Linked DNA regions of Homo sapiens: region 1 is linked to region 2. A link is a loop called in an ENCODE intact Hi-C map of the cell type or tissue named here. Cell type or tissue: endothelial cell of umbilical vein. All regions are shown on one strand.

Evidence for each region. Peaks named below come from ENCODE experiments on the same cell type or tissue, not always from the same donor. Only the 100,000 strongest peaks of a DNase experiment are listed, where the experiment ranks them.
Region 1: it touches region 2 in a loop (29-fold over the local background); 4 of 110 quality-filtered maps call a loop at or near these places.

What each region holds. Positions count from the first base shown.
Region 1 is chr3:158,312,373-158,314,872 of GRCh38, forward strand. The region is part of intron 5 of RSRC1 (arginine and serine rich coiled-coil 1); the gene reads left to right. Among named protein-coding and RNA genes, the nearest start is that of RSRC1, 200 kb to the left of the region's middle. In endothelial cell of umbilical vein, no CTCF peak of the experiment used is centred here; no DNase peak of the experiment used is centred here.
Region 2 is chr3:157,531,752-157,534,251 of GRCh38, forward strand. No RefSeq gene overlaps it. Among named protein-coding and RNA genes, the nearest start is that of VEPH1, 30 kb to the left of the region's middle. In endothelial cell of umbilical vein, a CTCF peak has its summit at 1,038 (motif pointing right); DNase peaks (open chromatin) are centred at 210, 1,030 and 1,920; H3K4me3 peaks cover 1,775 bases; H3K27ac peaks cover 2,500 bases.

The DNA of each region.
Region 1 (2,500 bases), 780 kb after region 2:
TTGTTGAGTGTCAGTTATTTATCAGGCTAGGTGATAGATATGGAATGATGAACCAGATCAGGAGAGATGACTCTGTCCTTATGAAGTGTAATTTAATAAATAGAAGAAGCAGGTGCCAAATAAATATATAACAAGCATATTGTGCTGTAATTCTTGTAAATTATAAGTTTTTAGAAGGAAAAGTGCAGAGTGCTATGAAAGAATAAAGATTGGATGGATAACAGCAGGACAGCAACTTACTTTATGTAATAGCAATTAAAAGAATAATCAGTAAGAAATTATCAGTGGCATTTCAAAAGGACCTTAGAAATATCTTATCTTGAGTGTCAGCCTTGGTTCTCATCCCTAATCTCCCACATACACTGAAATACCATATCTTGCTAACACTTATCCCCTAAATATTTCTCAAAACCATGTCTTCCTCTCCACCCTTTATTGCCACTGCTCTGGTTAAAGCTTTAGTGCTTGCTGCCTGGACTACCCACAACAGCCACTGTGTTTGATTCCTACCTCCAGTCTTCATGAAGGATGAAGTCCAAATTTCTTAAAAGATAGCATACCTTCTGAGTGATTTAGAGCTCTCCTAACAGAGATATAAACCTAACAGGTTTATATCTTGACATGTTCTGAGTCATACTTTCCACATTATGCTTTTATGCTATTTCTTATATTCTAGTCCTTGCTGTTGCTTTTCCCTTTGTTCAAAATATGGTATACCAACAACCTCCCCCCTCCCCTCACCCCTTGGTTACTAGCTCATGCATCATCTCCTTTGTAAAAAGCTTTCACTGATCCATCCCATCCCCAGGATGAGCCCCCGTACTTCTCTGTGACCATCTCCATTACTAATATTACTTAACCATATTATTGTGTAATTACTTGAGACCAGGAAATATCTTATTCATTTTTATATCTGTAGTGCCTAGTGATAGTAGGCACTCAATAAATGTTTTTAGGTAAATAAGTAAATTGGTTGCCTTAAATTGGCCTCTCTTATTCAGTAACTATTAAGCATAGATTTTTAAATATTTATTATGTTTTAATATGTGTCTCTCATCATGAAAAATTCAGATTTGAGCAGATATTTAGTCTTAATAATTTGTGCCTGTAATGAGACCTTTATGTGGTCTTTGCTACCTAGTGAGAGCAGTGCCATCTATTGGCTGTAATCCAAAGTGTATCCACTGTTATATCCAGAATTGAGCATAGAGCATTAATGAAACATTTTAAGGAAGGCACACGTATGAAAATTTTTTCATAAATTTACACAAAAACTATCTCATGCATGGCAAAAATAAATGAAGTAATTTAATCAAATATGCCAACAAAGGAGAACGATGTTGTGTCTTGACACAGTAACAGAAAATGTGTATCATCAGCATTTGCTTTTATTATTTATTTATATCCCAGCTCATTTCTAAAGAAATTATTATGGCTGTATTATTCGATAGAAAAAGACTAAGCCAAAATGCAAATGAATATTCACTCCTATCCTTCTTTAAAAACTAATTAGTACTTTGTGATTTAGATAGCATTTTATTTCCAAAAACATTTAAAGTTTTTACAGAACCATAAAGGTGAGACAAAAAAGATCTCTAAACACAAAATATCTCTAAACCATGAAAATTGTCTTTTAATAGGAATCCACACCTGGATAAGAAAGGTAGCAGTCCTGTTTGTTACGAGTAACTTGTGCCACATTATTGAAAATTGTTGTTGTTGTTGTTGTTGTTGTTAGACGGAATCTCACTCTTGTTACCCAGGCTGGAGTGCAGTGGCACGATCTCAGCTCACCGCAATCTCTGCCTCCCTGATTCAAGCTATTCTCCTGCCTCAACCTCCTGAGTAGCTGAGATTACAGGTGCCTGCCACCACGCCTGGCTAATTTCTGTACTTTTTTAGTAGAGACAGGGTTTCGCCATGTTGGCCAGGCTGGTCTCGAACTCCTGACCTCAGGTGATCCACCCACCTCGGCCTCCCAGAGTGCTGGGATTACAGGTGTGAGTCACTGTGCCCAACCGAAAAAAAATTCTTTTTTTTTTTTTTACTTCATTCACTGATACTGTTTCTTCTGCAACAGTATTTTCACATGTTAAATGAAAATATGCTAAACAGTTAAATTTAATAAGCAGAAATAAAGCTATGCTGGATTTAGCAGGTGTCAAGTAGTCCTCTGACTAGCAATTGTTATCCTGTCAGCATGTATAGTTTAGTGCTACAGTGCTTTCTAGATAGACAAAGAAAATGTGTCATGAGGGTAGGCCACCAAAATATTAGGAAACCTTGCTGTATTGTCAAACTGCCACTGCTCTAAGGAGTTTCAGAAATAGTGTGTTTTCCGGTATGGTTAAAATAAACATAGTTTAAGATATACAGGATGGTAACAATATAATTTAAAAAATGTAGTGTCTTATATTTTAGTCATATATGAGTAAAGTTCGAGACCAGCCTGGTGAAACCAATGGTGAAACCAAAATGGTGAAACCCCGTCTCTACTAAA
Region 2 (2,500 bases):
AGCTGCTTGAGTGGAAATGTTTACTGGCCCAATAAAGTTCTCCTGTGCCCTCTTGGGAGTAGAGCTCTTCTGGGTTTCAGTAAACCTGGGCTCTTTCTGTGGCCCTGATTTCCTTTCCCATTTCTACCTTTGCCTATCGCAGCAAGTTGACCCCTGCCCCACACCACCCACCCAAACAGCCTTGCTCCGCCAAGTACCCAGCCCCTCACTGACCTCACCTCAACTGTGTAAAAACAAATTAGTCACACTGATCCAAATGTGTCTGGATGGATTGCCCCCCCACACATAGAATATGAGTCGAGGGGGAACTTGTTTTCCATCTCTGGAGCAGCCTTATAGAAAGGCTTAAAAATCTTCAGCCTCACAACTTTCACAGAGCCACAGAGCTTTCCTCTGTAGTCGGTGATTGTCTGTATCTGGAAGCCATTTTTAAAAATAGAAAAGGAAATGTCTTTCACTGTTTTAAAATGCACACACTGGCAGGTAGTAGTGATAGCTATTTCAGTACCGCAGACACCACACTGAAAACACTTTCTATACTTTACCTCATTTACTCCTCACAGCAACCTTTACCTACAACAACAGCCAGCATCTAAAAAGGCACTGTTACTATTCTGTTTTTCACATGGGATGACTGAAGCTTAGAGAACAGTAAAATGACGCCCTAAAGTCACACAGCTACTAACAGAGCCATGATTTGCACCCAGCCAGGCTGAGCTCAGAGACAGCACTCTGAAATGCCTAATTCAGTGGCTATTTCATTTATACTCATTATTAATGATTGAAGTTTTCTAGAACCTAAGACTGCGAGCTTACCTAACCCAGGTTCTCCTTTCCACCTGGCTACACTCATTTCCTTATTTGATACAATGCCTTCTTCCTTATATGGTTCTTTACGAAGTGTAGTCAACAGGCTTTTAATTCATTGCTTCCTGCCTCTTTAGTCCTCTCCCACCTTCAATTCTTTCCCAAGATCTCGGCCACAATACTGTTTCCTCTCTACTGTTTTTTACTCACATCTTCCACAAGGGGGCACATTCTGACCATAAAGCTTTGAGGCTCTCCAGTCAGCTAAAATACAACCAGCGTCACCCTAATGCTTTCATTCTGTTACAAGAAATGCCTTTATTCAAGCTACATTCCTCATTGTTATTTCACGTAGGGGAAACAACAGTAAAAAAGGAAACCATATAATTTTTGTAGACTGTTTGACCATAATTCATTCACTGGATTTCTATGTTAGGTATGGAATCCATTAAGCAGGATATTGAAGCTTATGAATGGAAACCTAGTAATTCCTCTTTAATAAACATGAGTTACTTTTATTTCTTAAACTTTATTAGGCATTTACTCAAAACATTACTCAGAAATGTTTGTTAATAATATGAATGATGATTTTGATTCCGTTTGCGTTGTTACTATGTCTAAGGGTCCAAAACACAAAGTCTGGATTATTCATAAAGACTGAGAAAATGGCTGGCATTTGAATGTAAATCTTAGTGCTTGAGCCTAACTCCATCTTGACACTTCTCACCAACCCTAAGGAAGGAGTGGCTGCTACCACAGTGGCCTTTTTGTGTAGCTGAGGAAACCAAGACATGAGGAGATTCGTTCAGGCCTTATAAGAGTCACATATGGGGAATAGGCCCGGTTCTTGTCAGCTCCCTGAGGCTACACTGGTCACCAAGCAGAACTACCGCAAGAGGAAAATGAAGAATGAAAGAAATATGAAGACAATTCTAACATTAAAGGCAGGCTCACCTTGTCCTCTTTGCCTGCCAGACTTCTAAATGGTGGATTCCTCCCTGTTTAGTTTCGGGCTCTCTTCTCTTCTCCTTCACTCTTCTCCTAAACAATTGCATCCACTTGCAGGACTTTGAATATCTCCCCAGACCTCTCCTCTGACACACTTCCCCTGAGTCATAGCTAACTGCCTGTCTGAAAACTCCATGTGGAGGACTCCTTGCCGTAGTAAACTGAGTAAGTCCAAATTGAAGCAATTGATTTCCTGCCACGTCCCTGAAAAAGCATCACCATCCTCCCAGCATCCTCCTTTCCCAATTTCAGAAAACGGCCCTGATGTCTACCCGGTTACTAAAAGCAGACCCCTGGGAGCCACACTGACATCCACCTGTGCCTCTTCCCACACTCAAATGCATCAGCCAGTCCTCTTGATTCTATGTCTAAAATAGATCTTGTATTTTTCCACTTTTTTTTTTTTTCCATTTTGTGTTCAAGTTTCTGCAGTCTCTGGCCTGGACCACAGCAGAAGCTTCTCCCTGGAGCACTGTTTCCATTCGTGTTCCTCCTTCCACAATCCAGTCTCCACACAGAAGCCAGATTAGTCTTCTTAAAATATAGATTTGACTATTATTTATCCTGCTTAAAACCCTTAACTTCTCCTGACACATGAAATAAAACCTCAATTCCTTATTATGGCCCACAATGTCCTGTACCCTCTGGTCCCCACCACCTGTCCAGCATTAATCCACTGCTCACT